Linked DNA regions of Homo sapiens: region 1 is linked to region 2. Evidence: chromatin contacts called from ENCODE POLR2A ChIA-PET data. All regions are on one chromosome and are shown on one strand. The core of a region is the stretch at or near the end of the contact, and the rest is flanking DNA. Distances in the headings are between cores, read along the strand shown. Region 1 overlaps UBE2R2 (ubiquitin conjugating enzyme E2 R2). Region 2 overlaps NFX1 (nuclear transcription factor, X-box binding 1).

What was found. ChIA-PET counts read pairs that join two places held with the same protein, here RNA polymerase II (POLR2A).
Region 1: POLR2A ChIA-PET joins it to region 2 with 24 read pairs in activated CD4-positive, alpha-beta T cell. The contact joins two enhancer-like sites. POLR2A ChIA-PET finds 5 or more read pairs at or near these places in 3 of 52 experiments (OCI-LY7, PC-9 and activated CD4-positive, alpha-beta T cell).

The regions. Positions count from the first base shown.
Region 1 is chr9:33,866,763-33,870,005 of GRCh38, reverse strand. The region is part of intron 1 of UBE2R2 (ubiquitin conjugating enzyme E2 R2); the gene reads right to left. It also overlaps the pseudogene RNU4ATAC11P. Among named protein-coding and RNA genes, the nearest start is that of UBE2R2-AS1, 50 kb to the right of the region's middle. Within about 2 kb of position 1,773, at least 17 of the 41 ENCODE cell types and tissues checked have a DNase peak (open chromatin) inside an H3K27ac peak, as active enhancers do.
Region 2 is chr9:33,327,572-33,330,846 of GRCh38, reverse strand. It overlaps NFX1 (nuclear transcription factor, X-box binding 1), which reads right to left. Exons shown (of 24, transcript NM_002504.6): 10 at 2,169-2,266. Among named protein-coding and RNA genes, the nearest start is that of NFX1, 39 kb to the right of the region's middle. Within about 2 kb of position 1,571, at least 17 of the 41 ENCODE cell types and tissues checked have a DNase peak (open chromatin) inside an H3K27ac peak, as active enhancers do.

The DNA.
Region 1 (3,243 bases), core at 524-3,023, 540 kb before region 2:
GTGTGGTAGCACATTCCTGTAATCCCAGCTACTCAGGAGACTGAGGCAGGAGAATCGCTTGAACCCAGGAGGCGGATGTTTCGGTGAGCCGAGATCGCGCCATTGCACTCCAGCCTGGGCAACAAGAGCGAAACTCCATCTCAAAAAAATAAAAAAACAAAAACAAAACAAAAAATAATTTAAAAATAAAAAATATCTAGGCAAAGATGTACCCTAAAATGCATAAGCAAAAAGTCATTAAAAAACATTATGTCCCGGCCAGGCACGGTGGCTCACACCTGTAATCCCAGCACTTTGGGAGGCTGAGGTGGGCAGATCACCTGAGGTCAGGAGTTCCAGACGAGCCTGGCCAACATGGTGAAAACCCCGTCTCTACTAAATATACAAAATTAGCCGGGTGTGGTGGTGGGCACCTGTAATTCCAGCTACTAGGGAGGCTGAAACAGGAGAATCACTTGAACCCGGGAGGCCTCAGAGATTGCAGTGAGCTGAGACTGCACCATTACACTCCAGCCTGGGCAACAAGAGCGAAACTCTGTCTCAAAATAAATAAATAAATAAATAAATAAATAAATAAATAAAACATTGTATATGTAACTATGTAAAACCAAGTATAAACTGACTTGGAGCAAAATTTAGGTAACCCCCAATGTGCAGTATTAAATAAGTTTTGTTATCCTACTAATTATTTTCAGATGGAATTTCAGCAATGACAAAAAAAATTACATGTTTTTGTTTGTTTTGAGACAGGGTCTCTTGCCCTGGCGGGAGTACAGTGGCACAATCTGGGCTCACTGCAGCCTCGACCTCCCGGGCTCAAGCAATCCTCCTACCTCAGCCTCCCAAGCAGCTAGGACTAGAGGCCTGCACCACCACACCCAACTAGTTTTTTTCATTTTTAGTAGAGACAGGATTCTGCCATATTGCCCAGGCTGGTCTTGAGCTCCCAAGCTCAAGCAATCCACCCACCCCAGTCTCCCAAAGTGCTGAGATTATAGGCGTGAGCCACCATGCCTGGCCAAAAAACAATTACATATGAATAATGAAATATATCCCAATTATTCCTGCTACCTATTTATTAACATACTATTAAGTAGGTGAAAAAGTTTCCTAGTCCTAAATACAATTGTACTTGGTAATAGCTCAGCTGATGGCAAATGTAGTGGTTACTGTTGTATTTGGATTTGTGCCTGGATTTAGTGTGAAATGAGGATATTCCCACTGCTGAGTTTTTCTGCTACGTCATCAGATCACATCTGCCATAGGATATGTTTCCAACATAACATCAGCAAAAGCAATCAAGACATATTTTTTGGGGGGAGGGTAGAGCAGGTTTTCATTTTTCCAAAAATTGCACCAAGGTAAAGCAAAGCTCTAGCTGAGGCGGGAGTGTTGTGTAGGCATTAGCAGTGCTGCCCTTGTTATGCAATCCTTGGACAGCAGCGCAACCCCAAGAAAAGGGTGGTTAAAACATGCTTTCTTATTAACTTGCTCAAAGTGTCAAAAGTCTGCCAACTACAAATCTTTAAAATGTTCAATAATAGTATGTGGGAAAAAAAAGTGTGTGTACACACACACATCCCCCCTAGTAAGGCTATATAATGTGCTGCAGGTTTTAAGGTCAAACTGACAGAAAGGCTGGGATCCTGGCTAAGCCCCACCCTTAAGTTTGTCCTAAGTGAAAACAGCTGACCCTATTTTTCAGCCCAAATGTTGCCTTTTTGGCCTGCCCCGCCCCTATCCTGTGCCCATAAAAAGACTTCAGCTGGCAGAGCAACACAAGCGGCTGAGTGTCAAGGATACAAGCAGCTGAGCATAGGAAAAATTCGGCTATCTTCAGACAGTGCGGCTTCGGAGAGGGGCCTGCCAGAGACAGCCCAGCTTCAGGGAAAGATCACCTTCCCATCCCCTTTCCAGCCTCCCTTTCCGCTGAGAGCCACCCACTGCTCAATAAAGTCTTCTGCATTCATCACCTTTCAAACAGTTCGTGTGAGCTGATTCTTCCTGGACACCGAACAAGAACAGGGTGCTGAGAGGACAGGGGCCACCATCCTGACTGACCCTCCACTGAGGTGGCTGGCACTTGGCAGGCCCTGTCTTGCTCTGTTACCCAGGCTGGAGTATCGTGGCACGATCTCAGCTCACTGTAGCCTCTACCTCCCAGGTTCAAGCAATTCTCCTGCCTCAGCCTCCCAAGTAGCTGGGAGTACAGGCGCATACCACCATGCCCAGCTAATTTTGGATTCAGGAGGCTGAGGAAGGAGAATGGCGTGTACCCAGGAAGCAGAGCTTGCAGTGAGCAAAAGACTTGAACAGGCATTTCACAAAAGAGGATATCTAAATGCCAGTAAATAAATTCAGTTAATATGGTGTTCAACATCATTAGTCATCAAGGAAATGCAAATTAAAAGCAAAATACCTAAAATGAAAAAGACTAGCAAAGATGCAAAACTACCATAACTCTCATATAGCGCTTATAGGAATGCAGAACAGGTACAACCAGCTTAGAAAACTGGCAATCTTACTACACCTGTACATATATGTAGCCTAAGGTTCAAAAAGTCCACTCCTTAATAAATATTTTCACCAAAATACAAAAACTGAAATGTTCATAAATAGGAATATACATACAGACAAAATCTGAAACTACCCAAATGACCCTCAATAGGAGAATGGATGAAGTGGAAGAGTCATTTATAGATTACTACCTAGCATGAGAACAAATGATCTACAACTACACATAATGTGGGTAAATCACATCAACATATATGACAAAGAAGCCTGACACAAAAGAGATTCAAAAAATAAAAAAAATTATGGCCGGGCACGGTGGTTCACGCTTGTAATCCCAGCACTTTTGGAGGCCGAGGCGGGCAGATCACAAGGTCAGCAGATTGAGACTGAAATGGTGAATTTTATGTTATATATACTTTACCACCAAAAAAACCAGGAATATTTAGGACATTGGAGGGGACAAAAGTTTTAAAATAGGACACAAAAAGTAATATCCATAAAAGAAAACATTGATAATTCTGATTTTATTAAAACCAAGAACTTCTGTTTCATCGAAAAAATCATTAAAACAGGGAACAAGCAAGCCACAGAGTGGAAGAAGTTATTCACAATACATGTATGTGGATTCACATACACAATCCAACAAATGATTTAATATGCACAGTATATAAAGAACTCCTATGAATAAAGAGTATGACTCTATTATGAAATTCAAGAATAAGCAAAATT
Region 2 (3,275 bases), core at 322-2,821:
ACAGAGTTTGTATTGACAGTGAGCTCCTCCTGCAATTTAAGGACTTCTACTTGCAAAAATTCAACTTACACATAGCTTTTCAAGAATACACTCACTGCCATGGAGTCCACTATTAGAGGGAGTGAGGACAAAGAGTCAATGAGAAGCAAGAAAACGTAGAGATAGAAAGAGGGATTGTGGGAGAATGAAGAAAACTGACAGCAGCCACTTCCAGCTTACATGTCCCAACCCTGCTTACAATTTTCAGTCACACAGATCACAAAGAGCATCTCTGGGCATTACTAAATTTATGATTGCCAAATCACAGCATCTCAGTCTTTAATACAGTATTTACAAAGTACAAAAGTGGTCCCATACCTGACATTCAAAAATGCCTCTGTTATCCTATGTATATTGTAATTTCTTTCAGGAAAAAACCCATATATGATTACACAACTTTTGTAACATGTAAATTATACTACTTTTCCCTTTTTTCTGAAGTTTTCCTATTAAACTAGCTTCCCATTTATGGACTATATCCTCAGAATTATTCGCAAGTCAGATGCTGCCAGACCCTGCATTGTGTTTAACAGAACCAACGGTTCACAATTCTGTCTCCACCCTGGCTTGTACTCTACTGGGACAAATGTTGATATACACTAAAATGACTAAGTAGGTCAAAGAGCAGGATAAATCAACACTCAGTGTGTTCCCCAAGCTGAATCACCCGAAGACTTTTTATAACATAAAGTCTGATGAAAACTATCCAAGGTAGGCTGGGCACAGTGGCTCACGTCTGTAATCCCAGCATTTTGGGAGGCTGAGGCGGGTAGATTACCTGAGGTCAGGAGTTCAAGACCAGCCTGGCCAACATGGTGAAACCCCACCTCTACTAAAAATACAAAAATTAGCCAGGAGTGGTGGTGCACACCTGTAATCCCAGCACTTTGGGAGGCTGAGGCAGGAGGATCACTTGAGGTCAGGAGTTTGAGACCAGCCTGGCCAACATGGCAAAATCCCGTCTCTACTAAAAATACAAAAATTAGCCGGGTGTGATGGCATGCACCTGTAATTCCAGCTACTCCAGAGGCTAAGGCATAAGAATCACTTGAATCTGGGAGGTGGAGGCTGCAGTGAGCCAAGACTGCGCCTCTGCACTCCATCCTGGGTGATGGAGTGAGACTCTGTCTCAAAATAAATAAATAAAATTAAAAAAAAAAAAAGAAAAATAAAAACCATCCAGGCTTTCACCAGAAAGTAGAAACTGACAAAACAGATGTACAGTGAAGAATTAAACCTTACTTAAAGAGAGTCTGGCCTTTGTGCTTGGCTTCTGAGAGGTAATCTCTAAGCCTAGTGGAATGCCATGCCTGATATAAGTGTCATTGTTTGCCTGGAGTCTTGAGTCACTGGATAGTCCAATTACGTGATTTAGGAGCAGGCTGGCCACACTGGATAGTTTTAGGGCAGGGGTTTTGGGTCACATGGTATCGGTACACCTCGGGAGAGACTGGAGACTGAGATTAGCCACATGGGCAGTCAACTATGATTGCACAATAGAGCACCAATAAAAACTGAACACACAGGTCTGGGTGAACTTTCCTGGTTGGCAATATTCCATGTATGCTGGCACACACTGAAGCGGAGAGAGTAATACTTTCCTGACTCCACAGGGAAAGGACAAATGAAGTTCCACCTTTGGTATTTTTTTGGACTCTGTCCTACATACTTCTTCCCTTGGCTGATTTAATCTGTATCCTTTTCCTTGTAATAAAACTGTAACCTCCTTGTAGTAAAGCTCTAACCATGAGTGTAACCACCAGCAAGTTCGGTGAGTCCTTTTATCAAATTATCAAGCCTCGCAGGTGGTCTTAGGGACCACTGAACTTTCAATTGGTATCAAAAGTTGGTGCCACAAGTGGGTGGTCATATGGACTGTGTTTCCTCTAACTTCTTAGTTGGCTGACTCCTTGCAACAGTGCTACTGTTCCCCTTTTCAGACTATCACACCTGTATTTGGTAGAGTGATCTGTATATTTGCCTTATCCCACTATAGGCCTCTGGACCTTGAGTGCCACAACCACTTCCCATACCTAATCTACTGAGGTTATTTTGATTCCTCCCCTCCCATAATCACCATTTTAAAGAAAACATTGATGGCAACAACTCTAGCATTGTTTAGGATTTACCTTTGTTCTGAAAGAGCATCTGCAGGAAATAACTGATGTGCGAGAGCATGGTCCACAGTCTCCTTCATGGCAGAGCTTTTCACAGGTATGAATGAAATCTTTAATAAAAACGAAAAGAGCTGGAAATGAAAACTGCAACTACTCATTTTCATACTCCCAAATTTGCTAGCCACACTGGTCTTCCCCTCCATGCCCTGCAACTCCAGAATCAGAGTTGAGGGAAGTATGCAGTCAATGCTTCTTCCCTATCTTCCCTTCATCTGGCAGACTGGGCCTTTTCTGACAACTTCAGGGCCCAGCTTAGACACTGGAATATGCTTTAAAGTATACGACGATTTGCCTAAGTCAAAAAAAGGCCAAGTGTGGTGGCTCATGCCTATAATTCCAGCACTTTGAGAGGCTGAGGTGGGAGGATCGCTTGACCCCAGGAGCTCGAGATCACCTGGGAACATGGTGAAACCCTGTGTCTACCAAAAAAAAAAAAAGCACAAAAACAAGAAATTAGCCAGGAGTGGTGATGCAGGCCTACAGTCCCAGCTACTCAGGAGTCTGAGGTGGGAAAATCTCCTGAGCATGGGACGTTGAGGCTACAGTGAACTGTGATCGCACCACTGAACTCCAGTCTAGGTGACAGAGCAAGACCCTGTTTCAAAACAAATAACAAAAACACAGAATAAATCTTCTTTTTCCTCAGGCCCCACATCTCCAGTGTAGACTTGAATCTCCCTAAAACTGTAGCCATGGATGACTTTAGTGGAATGCTGTCGACTCTGAAAGTCATCTGGGGATTATAAATAATCAGAAGCCATGATCCACAGTCTGACTGACTAGAGCTCTGTGAATGTCTGGTGGTGCCTGCATCCATGCTGCTAAACTAGGTTTAGGACAAGTCCTGTTTCCAGGACCCTATGGGGATCACCTGGGGTCTCTTATGGCTACTGTTTACATGGTGTACTTTTTCTATTCTTTAACTTTCAGCCTCATTGTATCTTTGACTATAAAGATTGTCTCCATGGCCTGGTGCGGTGGCTCACGCCTGTAATCCCAGCACTTTGGGAGACCGAGGTGGGCAGATCATGAGGTCAGGAGTTTGAGACCAGCCTGACC